2 separate regions of the Homo sapiens genome follow, and region 1 is linked to region 2. Evidence: chromatin loops called from intact Hi-C (ENCODE). Cell type or tissue: right lobe of liver. All regions are shown on one strand. Links, peaks and the distances in the headings refer to the core of each region. The heading gives the core; the rest is flanking DNA. Region 1 has its middle 91 kb from the start of ZC3H12C. Region 2 overlaps LOC105369484 (a long non-coding RNA gene).

What was found. Peaks named below come from ENCODE experiments on the same cell type or tissue, not always from the same donor. Only the 100,000 strongest peaks of a DNase experiment are listed, where the experiment ranks them.
Region 1: a loop joins it to region 2, with 2.3 times the contacts of the local background. A loop is called at or near these places in 11 of 110 quality-filtered maps.

Annotation. Positions count from the first base shown.
Region 1 is chr11:110,179,366-110,189,748 of GRCh38, reverse strand. It overlaps a transcript of RDX not described here. Among named protein-coding and RNA genes, the nearest start is that of ZC3H12C, 91 kb to the right of the region's middle. RefSeq lists an enhancer at 7,363-8,051. In right lobe of liver, for the core only: no CTCF peak of the experiment used is centred there; no DNase peak of the experiment used is centred there.
Region 2 is chr11:109,955,253-109,965,635 of GRCh38, reverse strand. The region is part of intron 1 of LOC105369484 (a long non-coding RNA gene); the gene reads right to left. Among named protein-coding and RNA genes, the nearest start is that of ZC3H12C, 130 kb to the left of the region's middle. In right lobe of liver, for the core only: no CTCF peak of the experiment used is centred there; a DNase peak (open chromatin) is centred at 4,555.

The DNA.
Region 1 (10,383 bases), core at 954-8,953, 220 kb before region 2:
CAGGAGCAGTTGTTTAATTTCCATGTAATTGTGTGGTTTTGAGAGATCTTCTTTGTACTGATTTCTGTTTTTCTTCCACTGTAGTTCTAGAGTATGGTTGGCATGACTTCAGGTTTTTTAATTTATTGAAACTTGCTTTTTGGCTGAGCGTGTGGTCAATCTTACAGTATTTTCTGTATGTAGATGAGAAGAATGTATATTCTGTGACTGATGGGTAGAATAGTCTGTAGCTGTCTATTAGGCCCCATTGGTCAAATGTCAAATTTAAGTCCAAAATTTTTTAGTTTTCTGCCTTGATGATCTAATGCCGTTGGTTGAGTGTTAAAGGACCCCACAATTATTGTGTGGCTAAGTATTTTCATAGTCCAGAAGTACTTGTTTTATTAAGCTGGATGCTCCAATGTTGGGTGCATATATATGTTCAGGATAATTAAGTCTCTTGTTGAATTGATCCCTTTGTCATTATGTAATGCCCTTGTCTTTTTTTTTTTTTTTTTTTTTTTTTACCTGTTGTTCATTTAAAGTTTGTTTTATCTGATATAAAACTATTGGCTCCTGCTCTCGTTTATTTTCCATTTGCATGATAGATCTTCCTCCAACCCTTTACTTTGAACCTATGGGTGTCATTAAATGTCAGTGGGTCTCTTGAAGATAGTAGATGTATGGGTCTTTGGTTTTTTTAAAGTCGAATTTGTCACTCTGTGCTTTTTACGTGGGGCATTCAGAACATTGACATTCAATGTTAACGTTGATATGTGAGGTTTGGATCCTATCGTGAAGTTATTAGCTAGCTATTTTGTAGTTTCTATTGTGCGGTTGCTTTATAGGGTCTGTGAGCCATGTATGTAAGAGTGTTTTGTGGTGATAGGTATTGTTTTTTCATTTCCATGTTTAGAACACCCTTAAGGATCTCTTATAAGTCTGGTCTGGTGGTAAAAAAATTCTCTTAGTGATTGCTTGTCTATAAAAGAGGTTATTTCTTCTTTGCTTATGAAGCTTAGTGTGGTAGGATATAGCATCTTTGTTGGAATTTCTTTGAGAATGCCATAAGAAGCCCCCAGTCTTTTCTGGCTTGTAAGGTTTCTGCTGAGAAGCTCCCTGTTAGCCTGTTAGTTGTGTTTGGTTACACGAATAAGTTCTTTAGTGGTGATTTCTGGGATTTAGGTCCACCCATCACCCGAGCAGTGTACACTGTTACCCAATATGTAGTCTTTTATCCCTCACCCCCCTCCCATCCTTCCTCCTAAGTTCCCAAAGTCCATTGTATCATTCTTATGCCTTTGCGTCCTCATAGCTTAGCTCCCACTTATAAGTGAGAACATACGATGTTCGCTTTTCCATTCCGGAGTTATTTCACTTAAAATAATGGTCTCCAGCTCCATCCAGGTTGCTGCGAATGCCATTATTATTGTTATTATTATTATTATTATTATTATTATTATTATTATTATTTTGAGACAGAGTCTCGCTCTTGTTGCCCAGGCTGGAGTGCAGTGGTGTGATCTTGGCTCACTGCAACCTCTGCCTCCTGGGTTCAAGTGATTCTCCTGCCTCAGCCTCCCGAGTAGCTGGGATCACAAGGGCGCACCACCATGCCTGGTTAATTTTTATATTTTTGGTAGAGATGGGGTTTCGCCATCTTGGCCAGGCTGGTCTTGAACTCCTGACCTCAAGTGATGTGTCTGCCTCGGCCTCCCAAAGTTCTGGGATTACAGGCATGAGCCACCATGCCCGGCCAATGCCATTCTTTTGTTCTTTTTATGAATAGCCCTATGCACTTCTGTTGGCAGGTTTTATATTGGGCAGTGTGGTTTGATCTACAGGCCAGTGGATGGCACTTGTGGGTAAAAGCCAGCTGCAGCCAACACAGATGGGTGTATACTTGATCCTTGTTACCGGAAGAAGCTCTCTTTTTTCCTCAGGCAATGGGTTGATCTGTGCAGTGCACCATGGTCCGAACTCCCTGCTCAACCCCCGGAAGGGGAGACCAAGATGGGTGGGTGGACAGGACCAAGATAAGTGGGGCTGGACTGGGAATGACTGCTTACAGGTCCCCTAATGGCAAGCATAAGCACCAGTGCAGAGGAAGAGGTCCAATGGGCAGCCATCAAGCACCCAGAGGTGTGCCTAGGTATGGAGCTGGGGAACTTCTCAGCTCCAAGTTCTCTGCACAGGGAGTGGGGGCATCCTAAACTCCTGCTCTAGGAGAGTGAGTGGGTGCTCCAGATTGCTGGAGATCTGCCTGGAGGATCAAAAATGGCCCCCTGCACCATGATCTCTGCTCAGGAAGGGTGGAGTAACTCAGGCTATCTGGGTAGGAAGGTGCTCTATATGCCTGGAGATCTGCCTGGGCATGAAGCAAAGAGAGCGCCTCCTGCACCACAAACTCCATACAGGAAGGATGGGGTGATCCAGGCTGCTAATCCATGGGAGCAGGTGCTCCAAATGCCTGGAGGTCTCCCTGAGTGTGGAGCAAAGAGGGCCCCGCTACACCAAGGACTCACTCAGGAAGACTGGAGCAGTTCAGGCTGTTAGTTCAGGTGAGCAGCTGCTCCAAATACCTGGAGATATGTCTGGGGGTAGAGTAGAGAGGGCCCTGCTGTGCCACGATCTCTAAGGCACCCAGTAATTACACATGCAGACGGTTCCAGGGTGCCAAGTTGGCTCTGACTACAAATCTTTTTGCCCAGGAGAAACTGTGGCCGTGGCAGCCCTCCTCCCACTCCAGGCCTGTGACAGAGGAGAGCACAGTTCCAGTGCCTACTGCTGGGACACCTTCCACATTTGCTGCCCAGTTCTGGCTGTGGAGGGCCCTACCCTGCTCCAGAGCAAATGCTCCAATCTCTAACCTGAGACTAAAATGCCTGCATGGCTACACTGCCAGGGTCACCAAAGAATGACTGACTTTGTATGAGCCTGGATTAAAAGTGGCATCCTTCTCTTGATCCCGGGTCTGGGAAAATATCTGCCACTTTTCCGTGTCCAAGCTGCTTCATAAGTCCGCTCCAGGGCTTGGGAGAAATGAAATGCTCTCCCTTGGCCTGGGTTGTATGGAACCCCTGCGGAAAGATGGGCCATGAGGGACTCTCTGACCCTCCTAGTTTCTGGGGCGTCACTCACTTTTATTGGCTGGGTGCCATCATGGGGGCTGCCTGCCTACCTTCTCCTTGGGATCTGGGATGTCTTTTGTTATGCTGATGGATTCCCATTTTCCATCTTAAAGCTCACAGAATTGATCTTTATGCACTATTTTGCTATTTCCAAGTGGCTGAGGCATGCTAGAAGCCTGTAATTCACCATCTTGCGGGGAAAAAAAAACGAGTGATGAAGATTGCCTATGTTCAGATACCAAAAAATGCATTAAGATAATGACAGGTCAAAGCACCACCTAGTCAAAATCTTTCTGAGGAAACAGAACATACTTGGCTCTCACTTTTCATGCCCTGTTGGCTGGATTTCTTCTTGGCTCTCTTCTGCACAGGGCAGAAAGACTGCAGTGTGTGTTTATCATTGGGATGCTCTGATGGGAAGCTGAAGTCTCAGAACAAGAACCCACTTTTCTTCACGCGTGAATTGCCCACACCCGTCAAGCTGGGCAGTGACCCATGAAGAGTGCTTCTGTAACTATCAGATGTCAGTCCTGGTCAAGTTCTATTCCCAACTGTGTAAGCCCAAAGCTGATGGGTGTAGCAACACAAAGCGGGGAAGCTAGTCACTAATACTTAGGAAATGCATTGGTTTGGGGGGCTTCCCTCCTCCAGCGTGGATGCAACAGTCATCAGTCAGCACCATACCCTTTCCCTGGTGGTCCACTCATTTGCTTCCAGGCAGGTGGGATGAGTTGCTTGACTGGTAGGTTTGTAGCCCAGTCCTGTTCCCGGATTTTCCTTTGGGGAATGAGCTGTCTGCAGGAAGCATAAGCACCTCCACGCCATAGTATGCTCTTCCATGCCATAGTTTCACAGAGGCCAGGCTCCCACCTGGGAGGGGCAAGTCTGGGGTTCAGTATTAGAAAGCCCAGTCGCCACAGGCATAAGCCCACATTCTCTAGTGCTAGCTTTATCAAGGATGAAGGTGGTCTGACAGCTTCACGGCCTTATTCTTTTGCTTTGTTTCTCAATGGATTTAGCCCGTGGTTCTCACTCGAATGTGCAGCAGAACTGCCTGCAGGAGTTGTGAAAACACACATGCTGGGCTCCGCTACCAGAGTTTCTGATTCAGCATGTCAGCAGTGGGGCCCAAGAATTTGCATTTCAGACAAGTTCCCAAGTGAAACTGAGGCTGCTGGACTGGAGACCACACTGAAGACCCAAGGAACACTTGGCTAAGAGAAGGCATTCTGTTATTGTTCCCTCAAACTCCAGAAGAACCCAATGTTCTCAAGGCTGTCTGAGTCAGCTGGGCCTCCTTTGCTAACCTGGGGCTGGCAAACAGTCCTCGGTCAGCATGAGTAATTCTTACAAATCAATATCCTCTTCTAGCCCACGGCCTTGGGGAGAAACAAATGATTATGGATTATCCTCATTTCTGTTCTATGCAGAAAGCAAGATGAGTCAACAGCAGCTGTACATCAGCCCTGAAATTGCTATTTTAAAACAGAGTTTGAGACATGCTCAGTTCTCCTTGGATAAAACCTTGTACAGCACTGTGCACAAATAAAGACTTTTTAATAATGATGGAGCTAGTGGATTTTAATGACTTGTCATTGAAGTGTAAAAGTACAAACATTTGCGGGTTAGGGAACCGTGTGATGAATGCCAGTGGATTCAGGAGAAGGCCAGAGCAGAGTGTGTCCCCGCAGACATCCCTAGTGCTTTTCTCAGGCCCTAGCCCCCCCTCCAAGGTCAGCACCGTCTCAAACTCTAACAGGTAGATATGTTTTATCTGGCTTGCACTTTATATAATTGACATCATTCAGCAGGTTCTATGTGTCGTGTCTGCTTTCTTTTACTCCACAAACGCAATGAATTCCTAAAAATGTCTCTCCTCTGATCATCCGTGTTGTTGACCACACATCCTTCACTCCAGCCTCTGTGAGTGGGCTGCCCGCTGCACACCCCGCCTCCCACCTGCAACAAGTTTTTGCAACTTCCTGGCACAGTGTGGCTGTTCCAGTACAGCCAGTTCCCTCTAGGACTTTCCCATCTCCAGGGCTTCCTTCAGGCCTCCCACCCCCATCAGAAGGGGTTTCCCTTCTTCCCTCTGCCGATTTCCATCAGTCAGAGCAGGTGAGGCTCTACCACCCACCCTGCAAGGCTTACACCTTAGAGGCCCGTGCCTTGCTCTCTGTTCATTTGGGGGCATCTTGTTCTGCACAGTCCCTCAGGGACCTGGATTTCCCTACACCAGGAGGAACATATGACCTCTTAGGCACCATGTCAGGGAGACAGAGGCTGGAGAACCCCACAGGGCTGTTCACCGCCTGGGCTTGGGAATGACACCTGTCTCTTCTGCCAATATTTCATGGTCAGAGCTAGTCATATAGCGAGTTCTCTTGGCTACAAGGGGGATGGGAAAGGCAGGATAGCAAAGGGAAGATTTGGTGAACATCCCTGTTGCTGCCACAGTGCTCAGATCAGCTCCGTCTCCAGCGCCAGATTGTTCTATCATCCCCTCTGCCCTTGGGCTCTCACGTGCTCCCTCTCCCTCCTGTTATTCTACAGTATCTGTATCTTGCACACTGGTGGTCTTCCAGGGGACATGTCTGGGGATGTTTGTGATTGCTGAGATTTGGGTGTGTGTGGCACTGACATCTAGCAGGGATAGGCCTGGGATGCTGGAAAACATCCTACAATGCACAGGACAGCCCTCCCAACACAAAGCACGGCCTAGTCCTAAGCATCGATAGCAGCGTGGCCAGAGCCCTGTAGTCCAGGGTGCCATTTCAGCTGGCGTAGGTCTTGCCTACTCCTGCTGAATTGCAACTCTGGGGAAAACAATCATGGTGGCCTAAAGCCAGGCTTGGTGACAGACTGAGTCCTGCTGCCCTGGCCCCTTCAGTGGGCCTGATGACTCTAGGAGAAATGAGGGACAGAAGTGAACAGGTAATAGAGCAGTGGCAGAGAAAAAAGGTCATCTGAGTGTTATTTGTAATGGCTTCACCAGGCTTAAAAATATAGCAGATAGTCTGGGTGCAGTGGCTTATGCCTGTGATCCCAGCACTTTGGGAGGCAGAGGCAGAAGGATCGCTTGAGACTAGGAGTTGGGGACCTGTCTGAGCATCATAGTGGGACACTTTCTCTACAGAAAAATAAATTGGCTGGGCTGTTAGCGTGTACCTGTAGTCCCAGCTATTTAGGAGACTGAGGTGGGAGGATCACTTGAGCCCAGGAGTTTGCAGCTGCAGTGAGCTGTGATTGTGCCGCTGTACTCCAGCCTGGGTGACAGAGCAAGAACGCAAGAACTTTTCTAGTATCTATCGATACAGATATACATATATTAATAGCAGATGGCAAGCCAAGTAGAGCTTCTCACCTGGAGTGCTCCTCCCTCCACGTAGACTGGGCACTGGGCTGCATCGCCACCTCTGAGAGGAGCTGGCAGGTCCTGGGTGTGTACACTCAGGTCTGCTGCACCCTGTACCCACCATATTTCTTCATCAGTGGCTGTTTTTTCATTGGTGGTTGAACCAAGGTGCGGGTAACCCACATTAGCAAGCTTGAGTCATCACCCTTCACTGTCCTCACAGTGGGCTGACTCCTGTGGTCTGGCTGTGCCTAGCATTGGTTTGGGATGAGTCGCATTCTAAGGCCAACTGTGCCATTTTCTGCTGCATGACTTTGGGCAAATCATTTAGCCTCCCTGGATTTCAATTCTGACGCCTGTAAAAGAATGATTTGCTCTCTGTAACATAGATATTTTATTTTGTTCCTCCCCAAATACATAGAATCCGTAGACGCTCAGAACTCATCTTCAGTTCCTTCTGGTTTAACTAAATGCAGCAATGCTATTCATATGTCCTGTTACCCCGGACAGCCTGCTCACCTGGCCTTGAGGGATGGTTGTCAAAAGTTTCCCTAAAGGCAGAAATGAAGAGACTTGGTACAAGTTCTGAGAAACCATTGCCCATGGCAATGAGGAACAGGATTACCCAAGAGAATTACCATTCTCCTATTCATTCATTCAATAAGTTGTTGTTGTTGTTGTTTGAGACAGGGGCTGGCTCTGTCACCCTGGCTGGAGTACCGTGGCAAGATCTCAGCTCACTGCAACCTCCATCTCTCAGGCTTAAACCATCCTCCCACCTCAGCCTCCCGAGTAGCTGGGACTACAGGTGTGTGCCACCACACCCGGCTGGTTTTTGTATTTTCAGTAGAGACGGGGTTTTGCCATGTTGCCCAGGCTGGTCTCAAACTCCTGAGCCCAGCAATCCAAGGACCTTGGTTTCCCAAAGTGCTGGGATTACAGGCATGAGCCACCATGCCCGGCCACATTCATTCAACAAATATTTCTGACCCTCCTCAAAGTCCTGGGCACTGGAGATGCTGCACAATGAGTGGCTGGAAGGCGTCTCTGCCCTCCTGGAGCTCCACCTCTTCCGCGTCTCCCTTGGCACCCAGCACTGCGGCAAGGAATCTGTGGAGCTCAGTAGTCCTCACTCGCTGAGAGCTCAGAGGAGAAGGGTAGAATTGGAAGTCTCAGCTTTTTCCACTCAGAAAGCTGCTAAAGCAGCTGCTGGGTGTCTCTCCCCCACCTTCTCTTGTGCTGGCCCTGGAGCACAGTAGGCATGGGAGAGGGTGGCCGAGGGAGGAACAGGGAGGGGTGAGGAGTGTGCAGATTGCCAGGTGAGGGGGCCTTGTACCCAAGTCATCAGGAGTTGATGGAGCTGCTGATGACTCCAGGGTGTGCCTGGGTCTGAGTCTGAGGTGGTAACAATGTCTCGGAATAAAAGCTGCCCCCTTTTTTTTCAGGCCACTGCTGCAGGACAGTGAAGCTGACTTAAAATGCCCCTGCCCTGGTAAGCCACCTGGTGTATGTGTGATAACATGGCCTTGGACGCCTCTCTTCCCTTGCTCTGTTGGAAGTTGGTAGATATGCTCCGGACTGTACAGCCTGGTACTTGCCTTTGTCCATTGCCATTTCTGGGACCACCCTTCAAAGCCACACATTGTAAAATGAAGGCACAGGGGCCATGCCCCCATTCTTGGCCAAGCCCTGAGGCTCTGCTGCCCAACTCTTCTAGGCCCCTTGACCTCTTGTCCACCAGGGCACAGGGCAGTGGAAGATACTGGGAAGGGGCCAACCTCACATAGCTCACGACCTTAGAGGAGCATTAAGATGCAGCCCTGGCCAGGCGCGGTGGCTCACGCCTGCAATCCCAGCACTCTGGGAGGCCGAGGCGGGCAGATCATGAGGTCAGGAGATCAAGACCAGCCTGGCCAACATGATGAAACCCCGTCTCTACTAAAAATACAAAAAATCAGCTGGGCGTGGTGGCGGGTGCCTATAATCCCAGCTACTCAGGAGGCTGAGGCAGGAGAATTGTTTCAACCCGGGAGGCGGAGGTTGTAGTGAGTCGAGTTCGCTCCATTTGTAGTCCAGCCTGAGTGACAGGGCAAGACTCCGTCTCAAAAAAAAAAAAAAAGATGCAGCCCTGAGCTGGTGTGCGTGTGTGTGTGTAGCCTGGGTCCTGGCCACCACCTGAGCTGCTCTAATCCAGGCAGATCCAGACACATTCCAAGGTGATACCTGGAATGGGGCAATGAAGCAGTTTTGTCCACTCATTCATCATATGTGAACGGAGCAAACAAATCAACCAAGGCCCTGCCTTCATGGAGTGTGTGTCCCAGGACCGGGCTGAGCGATAAAGGAGCCACACAGTTCATCCGAAGGTTTCATGCTGTGGAGGAATATAACACGGGGCACATCCAAGAGGGGGGCTGGAGCTCCGATTTTCTAAATATCAGGACGGCTTCACTGAGAAGGTGATGTTTGAGCAGATACCCAAAGTGAGAGAAGGATCCACGCAGCACCTGGAAGGATAAAGCCAGGCAAAGGGAATGACAAAAATGTGGAGGTTGCAGTTAGCCGAGATCGCACCACTGCACTCCAGCATGGGGGACAGAGCGAGACTGTCTCAAAAAAAAAAAAAAAAGTTCTGAGATAGGAGCATGCACACAGACTGAGGAAACTGCAAGAAGGCTGATGAAGGGGCCTGGAGCCCTACAGAGCAGAACTAGAGGAACAGCTTCACGAGGGTGACCACAGAGCTGTGTGTGTGCTGCCTGCTACAGTGGCCCGGGGAAATGGGTAACTGAAGGTAGGGTGAGACCTGCCGTGAGATTGGTGACAGGGGACTCCAGCAGGAGACACTTTCTTCCTGGCCTGGAGAGGAGGGGAAGATTCCGACCGCTGAAGTTGGGAGGGAATGAATCCCAGCCCAAAGCTGGAGCTAATGAGGAAAACCTTGGCCATATGGGGGTTGGGGAAATAGGATGGGGTCCAATTTGGCTGGCACATAGCATGATGAGCGCTGAAGGACAAGGCAGATCTACACAGTCAATTTCACTTTTGCAACTCAATAGCTTTCTTAAAGAACAAAGTCCAGGGCCAGGCGCCATGGCTCATGCCTGTAATCTCAGCACTTTGGGAGGCCAAGGCAGGTAGATCACTTGAGGTCAGGAGTTCGAGACCAGCCTGGCCAACATGGTGAAACCCCTTCACTACTAAAAATACAAAAATTAGCCAGGCGTGGTGGTGCCTGTCTGTAGTCCCAGCTACTCAGGAGGCTGAGGCAGGAGAATCGCTTGAACCTGTGAGGCGGAGGTTGCAGTGAGCTGAGATTGCACCACTACACTCCAGCCCGGGCAACAAAGGGAAACTCTGTCTCAAAAAAAAAAAAAAAAGAAAAAAGAAAAAGAAAAAGAAAAAGAACAAAGTCCAGAGCACTGCAGGGAGGCCTAGAGGCTGAGGCATTCCATAGCTGGATCTGCAGGTACAACTTAACCTTGTTAGATTTTATTATTATAATTGTTTTTTAGACAGAATCTTGCTCTGTTGCCCAGGCTGGAGTACAGTGGTATGATCTTGGCTCACTGCAACTTCTGCCTCTGGGTTCAAGTGATTCTCCTGCCTTGGCTTCCCGAATAGCTGGGATTACAGGCACCCACCACCACGCCTGGCTAATTTTTGTATTTTTAGTAGAGACAGGGTTTTGCCATGTTGACCAGGCTGGTTTCAAACTTCCAACCTCAGGTGATATGCCCACCTCGGCCTTCCGAAGTGCTGGGATTACAGGCATGAGCCACCATGCCTGGCCTAGATATTTAAGAGAATATTCTGATTACTCTGTGGAGGCAGGATTTAGGAGGGCACAAGTGGAACTGGGAAGATGGGGCCTTAACATCCTAGAGACAATGGAAAGGCCAGGGCAGTGACAGGAAT
Region 2 (10,383 bases), core at 812-8,811:
TGACAGAAGTGGAGATCATGGGCATTTGAGCCACTTTCTCATGTAACTTACTTGTGCCCTCAGGAACAGCCTGAGCTCCATCACATACATACCACTTCCATTTAATGATGGAATGCTGCTCTGCATGACCCACTTTATGGCTAGATGGGTCAGAAAGCAACCAGTTCATGATAGGCAGTTCAGGTTGCATGGTGACTTGATGACCCGTAGTCAAACATTCAGTTTCCACCAAAGCCTGGTAACAGGCCAAGAGCTGTCTCTCAAAAGAAGAGTAGTTATCTGTGGAAGATGGCAGGGCCTTGCTCCAAAATCCTAGAGGCCTCTGCTCTGATTCACCTATGGGGGCCTGCCAACGGCTCCAAACAGCATCCCTATCTGCCACTGACACCTCAAGCACCATTGAATCTGCTGGGTCATATGGCCCCAGCACTTACACAGCAGCCTGGACCTGCAGCAGAGCCTTCTCCTGTTCTGGACTCCATTCAAAATCAGCAGGCTTTTGGGTCACTTGATAAATGGGCCAGAGTAACACACCCAGATGAAGAATATTTTGCCTCCAGAATCCAAATAGGCCCACTAGGTGTTGTGCCTCTTTCTTGGTTGTAGGAGGGGCCAAATGAAGCAACTTATCTTTCACCTTAGAAGGATATAAAGATATATAAAGATATAGGCCACACACCACTGGAGCCCTAGAAATTTTACTGAGGTAAAAGGTCTCTGAATTTTAGTTGGATTTATTTCCCATCACGTGGCATGCAAATGTCTCACCAATAAGTCCAATGTGTTTGCTACGTCTCGCTCACTGGATCCAGTCAGCCTAATGTCATCAATATAATGGGCCAGTGTGATATTCTGTGAAAGGAAAAAGTGATCAAGATCTCTGTGAACAAGATTATGACACAAAGCTGGAGAGTTGATATACCCCTGAGGTAAGATAGTGAAAGTGTATTGCTGGTCTTGCCAGATGAAGGCAAATTGCTTCTGGTGGGCCTTATGGACAGGAATGGAGAAAAAGGCAATTGCCAAATCAATGATTGCATACCAGGTACCAGGAGATGTGTTAATTCATTCAAGCAATGAAACCACATCTGTTACAGCAGCTGCAATTGGAGTCACTACTAGGTTAAACTTATAATAATCCACTGCCATTCTCCAAGATCCATCTGTCTTCTGCACAGGCCAAATGGGAGAGTTGAATGGGAATGTGGTGGGAATCGGAATCACCTCCCCTGCATCTTTCAAGTCCTTGATGCTGGTGTTAATCTCTGCAATCCCTCCAGGGATGCGATATTGGATTTGGTTTACTGTTTTTCTAGGTAGAGGCAGTTCTAATGGCTTCCATTTGGTCTTTCCCACTGTAATGGCCCTCTCCCTACCTGTCAGGGAGCCAATGTGGGGGTTCTGCCAGTGGCTAAGTATGTCTATGCCAATTATGCATTCTGGCACTGGGAAAACAACAGGATGAGCCCAGGGACCCACTAGACCCATTGTAAGTTGGACCTGAGCTAAAACACCATTAATTACCTGACCTCCATGAGCCCATACTTTAACTGGGGGACAACAATAACATTTTGGGTCAGTTAGAATCAACATCAGCTCAGAGTCAGTGTCTAGTAGTCCCCCAAAAGTCTGATCATTCCCCTTTCCCCAGTACACAATTACTCTGGTAAAAGGCTGGAGGTCTCCTTGGGGAAAGATGGGAGAAAGATTAGCAGCATAAATTGTTGGTAGTGTAGTGGGGTCCTTTCTCAAGGGAACCTGGCCTCCCCTTCATTCAAGGGGTTCTGGGTCTGTAAACTGGCTCAAGTCTGGAAACTGACTGAAGGGCCATGATTCTCTATTTTTATAATTGAAATTAGTCTTGTCCACTTGATGTGGAAGTTTTCTGCTTATACAAATCAAGTAAGAATGCAGTAGGCTTCCTATCAATTTCACTTCTAGAAGCACTGTGATTAATTAGCTAATGCCAGAGCTCTACTGGAGTCAGACTATTCTGATTGCTGCTTTGCCCCTGCTGTCCATTACAGTAACTATGCCCACCTTGCTTTTGACGGTTGAGGGCTGCCACTTGGCCACTGCCACCTTGAGATCCAATTACTCTCATTGCATTTAAATTTTCTAATTAAGTGACTGTGGTTCTCACTGTAAGATCTGGCATACGGAGAAGAGCAATCACAAAGCTCTTCAAGGATATAGGTTCTCCCCTCATAGATCTATTTTGGAAAGTATTGGTGAAGGGTATGTCTTCTGGACCCTCCCAGCTGGAATGAGTAGGTCTAAAGTGACTAATCCACTCTAGTATTCCAATCTCCCTAAGCCTTTTGATCCCTTCCACTACATTAAACCAGGGGAGATCAAGCATTTCCAGCTCACTCACAGTGGGCCATCTGTTAATCTATATTTCAGCTAACCAAGCAAATAAACTATTAGAACCTTTTTAAACTCCCTAAGCTGCAACATTAAATGCAGGATCCCTTCTTAGTGGGCCCATATCAATAAATTCAGCCTGATCCAACTCTATGTTCCTTCCACCATTATCCCATACCCTTAATGTTCATTCCCTTGCCTATTCTCCAGATTTCTGCTTATATAAATTAAAAGACTCAAGCAGTTCTTTTGGAGTGTAGTGCACCTCCCCATAGGTCACACTCTGAACCTCGCCTCTAGGGGTCTGCGGGGACTTGAGTCTACTTATTGGTCTAGAAGCAAACAGGGGTGTTGGGGGTGGGTCCTGAGGAGAATCAGCATTGTCTTGCCTGGTAACTGCCTCAGAGGAGGCCATCACTGTTGGCTCAGTCAGTGCAGGGTTTAACTCCTCAGATAAAGGTGGAAAGGTTGATGGCCATGTTGGTGGGGGAGGGGATGTTGCCACCACTGAGGGTGGGGAGGCTGTTTCCTCTGGCAAAAAAAACTCATCAGAGTTTACAAGCTCAGTGTAGTGAGGGTCCTCTTACACATCTCCATTCCAAGTTGCAGAGTCCTATTCTTTTCCAGTCAATGCTCTCACTTTAACAGTAGACATCTGATGAGGCTGAGCATGCACCTTTCCTTGCAGGTTAGCCATTCTCATTATAAGAGCTTGTGTCTGATTTTCTGCAATTTCAGTCCTTTGTCTATAGGAGATAAGAGTCTCACTTGGGGCAAACTTAGAAGACTTGAGGCTCAGTATGTGCTTCTAGAGCTGGAAGTTAGAATCCCTGAGCTCATCCTTTCCTTTCATCACTTTGTCCAGTGAACTTAAGAGCAACCAACCAACTTCATTATATTTCTTGATTCTCCACATATGGTCAAAGGTATTATGTATAGAGTCACTAAACTCCTTGCCTCTCATGAGCGATTAATCAGGAGTATCAAATGCATTTAGTTTGCATAACTCTCTAAACAGTTCACTCCAAGGACCATCGGTGTTCTCCAGACTGTTAGAAGTAGAGTCCTTAACATTTTTGAGTCTCATCATATTAAGTAGCCAACTCCAGAAACCCCAAAACCAACTAAAGAAATCCATCCTTAAAATTCTCTTCCTCTAGAACTGCTCCTGGTACCAAAACCTGGATTAATCAGGGTCTTCTAGAGGGACAGAACTAATAGGATAAATGTATACATGAAGGGGAGTTTATTAAGGAGTATTGACTCACACAATCACAAGGTGAAGTCCAACAATAGGCCAACTGCAAGCTGAGGAGCAAGGAAGCCAGTCTGAGTCCCAAAACCTCAAAAGTAGGAAAGCTGACAGTGCAGCCTTCAGTATGTGGCCAATGGCTTGAGAGCCCCTGATAAACCACTGGTGCAAACCTGAGAGTCTAAAAGCTGAATAACTTTGAGTCTGATAGTTGAGGGCAGGAAGTCTCCAGCATGGAAGAAAGATGAAGACCAGAAGACTCAGTGAATCTCGTCTTTCCAACTTCTTCTGCCTGCTTTATTCTAGCCATGTTGGCAGCTGATTAGATGGTGACCACCCAGATTGAGAGTGGGTCTGCCTCTCCCAGTCCACTGACTCAAATGTTAATCTCCTTTGGCAACAACCTCACAGACACACCCAGGAACAATACTTTGCATCCTTGAATCCAATCAAGTTGATACTCAATATTAACCATTACAGAACCCATCTCTTATCATAACTTTTCAAATGCAATTCAACAACCCGCTTACCCTATCAGCATTGCGAATTGAAACTTGCTTGGTCATCATCCCAACTTTATCAGGTCCATTGTCTGTCTTTTGGTTTATTGAAAGTAACAGTTAAAACAAATGCTTTACTTTCACTACTATATAACATGGACCACCATTTTTTCCAGGCTTTTAGAACAATATTCTTCTTGTCTAATTTCCAGTCCTAAAGCTGATGGCACATATTTTGGGATTTGTTATGGCAGGACCCCACTTCCAACATATTCAGCTATTGCCACCATAATGCTCTATAACAAACAACCACAAAATCTCAGAGGCAGGCAGCAGTAAGCATTAGTTTCTGGCTTATGTGGACTGGCCGGGGTTTGCCTCCGCTGCTGGCTGGGAGTCAGCTGGGCTTAGCTCCTGACCTTGAGTTGGGTCCAGGCCTGCTCCCTGTGTGGTTGTTCTGCAACCCTGGCTGCATGAGCTTTTCTCATTGCAGACAATCACATTGCAAGAGAACAAGCCCAACCACATCAGCACATTCCAAGCCCTTGTTTGCATCATGCTGTGGTAATCATGTCTTTATACTCTGTTTTTGTTGATGCTTTGACATCTTGGGGCCTTGCTGACCCTGGAGTGACTACTTCTCCCAGGGTTAGCTAATTCCTAGAGATAGCAAACTACTGGCCTAAGAGTGCACCTTTCATACACAAACCAACTACTCCAGAGCTCATACCCCCCAACACCTCCATTAATGAACTCTTACATTCTGGGCCGATACTCCAGGACCAAATACCAGACAACTGTACCATAGAGTCCACTGAAATTATTCAAAGTGGCCAATCCTAAACCTGCTTACCCTGCCTTGCCCATTATTTTTCCCGCAGAAATGACAATAAAATCTTCTCCCTGCTTCCTCTGCCCTTGACTGACCCTGGTGCTTCCCCATGTGGCCCTGCATTATGGTGTGGCATGCCCTTTTGTCTTGGGGTCTGTTGAGTGTAACAAACTATGTTTACAGTGGTAGCTGTCTCCTGATCTGTTGGCTTTGCCATATCTTAAATAATAAAACCTACATTAAAAAATATTTGTCCACTAATAACCCTTTGGCCAATGTAAATCACTTGATTAATCCCAAAGTCAAGGTGTTGGGAATAACTCTCTGCTCACCAGCCTGGCGAAAGTAAAGACATATTTCTATTAGAAGGGAGAAAAATTGGGATGCTCTTCCCCAGAGTGGCAAGAGTGTGGATATATAATTCTATTAGAGAGGAGTGAAGAATTGAGACCAATAATTCAATCTGTCACCACTTTATATGTATATATGTGCATACATGATGTTTGATTAAAAAATTGAGATATGCAATATGATGTCAAATATGTAAAACAGAATCTCTGTAGAGAAAGAAGTCTTGAAGGAAAGACATTGGAATGTTAATAAGGCATATCTTTGGGTGCTGAGACTGTGGATGATTAAAATTACTCTTTCTTCTATTTTATGAATTGTCTTTCATGAGACTATATTTATTTTATAATTTACAAATATACTGTATTAACTAGAAGCTGAGTCTTCTAAGTATTAAACTAAAATTCCTTGAATATTTTCTGTTTGGGATCAGTAATGGTCCTAAAAGCAGAGCAAGGAGGATTTGCCTAATTCCACCTGGGAGATCAGAAAAGTCTTTTTTTTTTTTTTTTTTTGAGACAGAGTCTCGCTCTGTCACCCAGGCTGGAGTGCAGTGGCACTATCTCGGCTCACTGCAAGCTCCACCTCCTGGGTTCATGCCATTCTCCTGCCTCAGCCTCCCGTGTAGCTGGGACTACAGGGAGAACAGAAAGGTTTCTATGGCAGGGAATAGAGGGTATGACAGGGGTTGTCCTCTTTTGTTCTTTGCTATTTAAAGTTTGGTCCACAGATCACCAGCATTGGTGTCACCTGGGAGCGTGTTAGAAATGCACACTCTCAGTTCTCATGCCAGAGCTACGGAATCAGAATCTGCATTTTAAGAGGATTCTCCAGGTGGTTTGCATGCACATTAAAATTTGAGATGCACTGAATCTATTCCATACCGTTTATTTTAGCATCATTTAAAGTAAATGCATTTTTGCTTCATGATTCAAAATGGCTGGTAGAAATTGTTGTTATAAAATGCAAAGATAGTGAAATAGGCTAACAGATGGGCTGGCTTAATGACCAAATACTAACAATTCTCATACAAAAAAAATGAATTATTCAGTCTATAATATTTATTGATTGACAGTCTGATGTGGGCCCCTGTTACAGGTTGAATAGCATTTCTCTAAAAATTGTAACACAGAACTATAATTCTGGGAGGTATTAGTAAGACATTAATGGGCCCCACTGTATTAGTTTCTTATGGCTGCTGTCATAAATTACAACAAACTTGGTGGCTTAATACAACACGAATTTATTATCTTACAGTTCTGGAGGTAAAAATCTGAAAGAGGTCTCACTGGGTTAAAATAAAAGTATCAGCAGTGCTGCATTCCTTCTGGAGGCTGGAGCTTCCCATACTCCTCTGCCTCCTGACATCTTCAGAGCCAGCAATGACTGGTCAAGTGTTTCTCATGCTAAATCACTCTGACACTGTCTTCTGCCTTCCGGTTCTAGTTTTAAGGACCTTTGTGATTATATTGGATTCACACAGATAATCCAGGATAACCTCACTATTTTAAGATTGGCTGATTAACAACCTTTATTCCATTTGCTACTGTAATTCCCCTTTGCCTTGTAAAGTTCCATCCCCTTTGCCTTGTAAATTTCCAGGGATTAGGAAATGGACATCTCTGGGAGGCCATTATTCTGCCTACCACATCCATGAAACGCAGATTCTGTGGTCACATAAATCTGCAAGTAATATTTCTTTCTTGGAGCTTTGCAATGTACATCGGTATAGTCAAGGCTCCGAGAATTTTTGGAGTAAAGAAACCCCTTTAAGTTTGCTCAACCTAGGAACTCTTTGCTTGCACATTTCATGAAGCTGAACCAGAGAAATATGGGGAAATTCAGAGAAAATTAAAGAACTGTTTTCTGCCCTAAAGGAATTGAAGACAGCTTTTTATTTTCTCAATCATCGATTGCAAATTAATACTGAATTCATTAGCGCTGAGGGAATGCAGGGCAGAAGAGGGAGTGGGAACATCTGTAGAAATCAGAAGCCCTAATTACCAGGCTTCTGTTCCATACAAGGCAATGATGAGAACAGCGGTAGTTGTGGGAGTCTATGCTGATTTCCCTTTCACCATCGACATATTGTGGCATTATGAATAATTTAAAAAATCTGCCTGGGTCATTTTCTTAATCTCCGTGACTCCGTATCTCATATGTAAAGTTGGGTTAACATTCTCTCTTTCATCCAGTATGATTATGGGCTTTTAATTAATGTTAAAATGCTCTTTTTTTGCATTCACATGCAAAAGGAGTTATTAAATTTTGGTGCCAAATATTATGATGGTAATGAGAACTCGCTCACCAATATCTCATTACATGTGCAACTTTTTCCCTTAATTTACTGCATAAATCACCCATGGCTACACACAGTATTATCCCTATAGCCAGAACAGCTTCTTTCATCTTTTAGATATCTCATGTTGAAACCAAGAAATACAAGCTAGAAAAAGCTGAGTCTTATTTTAAAAGTTCCCAGAAGGCATTTGTTTTATGTGGTGAGCATAATGATTGCTTACAATAAAAAAGCCTTGAAAGGTCTCACTTGTTCTAAGATTATTCATGCAGCAATTATGCTATTGATGTCAATTTGTTTTTATGATAATATAAACTATTCTGAACCCACTCAACAGTGCATAGTATAATGCTTGCAATCTTCCCCATGACCTCTCTTGCTAAGATACCTATTCACTTCCTTGATTAGAGAAAACCAAGGAATATAGGCATTTTAAAAACAGATAAAAGTTTTGATCATTTGAAATCTAAAAATGAATCAGAACTTGTAATTTTAAAGTGAATAATCACAAAAGAGAGAAATAGCTGGGTACTCTGACTTATATTCTAGATGACGTTATGTATCACAGTACAAATATTGTCCAAGTGAGCTCCCCTAAATTGTGTGTGTGACATAAAGGGAGGGGAACTTGTATTTATTTTGTAGCTTGCCAAGAGCAAAAGGCTGTCTCAACTTAAATTTTGGACATCTTAAGTTTGTTCATCTTAAATTTGGCTTTGGATTGCTATAGGTTTTCGGGTAACTATTCATATTTCAAATGATGTTATTATTTTGCTTCCGAAGGTTCTTACGTGTTTCTGTAGAATAGGTAACATATTAACGTATTTCACTTTAAAAACAGTAATTGTGGTTACTTTGCCTGCGTGAGTCTATATGTAAACGTGTTTGAAATAGTTATTGAAAGAAGATGTGCTCCCTGATCTTAATGAGGTTAAATCTCACTCTTGTTTCACTGTTTCAAATTTTATTATGATCTTAAATTAAGGTTATATTCACATGGACAGAGCAAAAATTCACCACTGGCATATCTATTTGATGCTGTCAGCCATGTTCACAGCCAGTCTGCAAAATTCATTAGTTATTATGTAAAAGGTGCTTTTAATCCTCAGTAGCAGGATTCTTTCCTTATTTACTTTCCTTTTGCCTTGTAGATATAATTTGAGCAAATAATTTGAAGATGGGTAAATAGAAGTTTGACTGAAGCTGATGAAAGTAAGCACATTGATTAATATTCTTATCATTTTTATAAACTGCATTACAGAAATACATAATTTCTGTAAAATAAAATGTAAAAACAGGCATGGAAGTCAGGGCAAAGGCATATGACTAGAGAAAAGTAAAATGAAACCAAATGTGAGGTGACACCTGGAAGGCAGCCTGTTCCTTTAACACACACAAGCACTCATTCAGGCTAAACAGTGTACACACTCATTTCCAGGTGGGCCACACTATTTAGTTCTATATTTTTAGTAGCCCATGAAATGAGGGGAAAGTGGGTTGGGGGAAATGGGCTAAATGTATAGAGTTGAAATTAAGTATGCTTGTGTAATGGCTCTATTGTTCTCTAAAGTGAGCTGTTCAAAGAACAAAATTTTAAAATTCACTTACCTCTGTAAGTTTCAGAAAGGAGGGAAGTGGTGTAGCTGATCATCTGAAAATATCAGATGATATAGCATAGTCCTATTTTTAGCTCTGAAATGCAACCATGGGACTTTAAAACAACATCCAGTATCTTTTGTTAGAGATGCCACAACCAGTCACGACTGGCTGGCACTGCAGAAAACAGAAAGTTATGGCAAAGGGAATTACTGTTGAGAGCAAAGAACTGGGGGAAAGGCGTCATGCAGTCATTGATGGCTGGTGGGTTCGCTCCAGTGGTACAAGAGTTTTGTGTGTGCTTAAAAATCAGAAGCAGCCACATGTATTCAACCTGTGTTTTTCATCATCAATGACTATGGGTGAAAGTGCTCTTGATTTTGAATGCTCACATGTCTGGGTGCCTTTGGAAATGTGCAATCTTGTCTTGGCCCTTTTAGTGACTGGCTTTGTAGTCCTGAGATAATTGCTTCCTATTTCATCGTCTATTTCCTCTCAATACAACGTGAATTAGATGGCCTTCGAAGACCCTTCCAGGACCAAAACTTTAAGCAGGTCCCACAAACCTCACACATATAAACACGATTCTTTTTTTAAACACCTCTACAGTTGAATTCAAGTAGCCCCTATTTCAATAACAGTGAGAGAGAAAAAAAAATAAATCAAATCAAGTAAACAAACAATAAACAAATTAACCTTGTCACTTTGATTTTCTTCTGGTTTAGAATTTAGTCTTTCGGTGTAATTACCAAGAATTTAAATTTTGTTGATTCAAAATTCAGGTTGTCAGGGGTGTCCTTTTCTCTCAAGGGCTCCTGTAACTCCTTGCCCCTGCTCTCCTGGATGTTTCCCTCCTCCTTTTTGTCCTGCTTTACTGCTGATGAAACTGGAGCGTTCCCTGACCCCCCCTAGCAGGACATGCAACAGGGGTGTAGCTTGTCTGTTTGGCACTGTGCATACTCAAACTCCTTACAGGAGGGGGAGCATGCAGATGGGCAGGTGCAGGAGCCGGACCGAGCACCCCTGGGCCCAGGCCCCATGGCAGTGTCTGTGGGTGGGATCCTGCAACCCCCAAAGCCCAAGTGGGCCTGTGTTACAGTGTGCTCTTTTAGCCTTGCTGTCCACGGATGGCTTAAGTGTTAACCAGCTCAGTGCCCTCTTCGTACCTAGGTCTTTGTCTGGTGTCCAG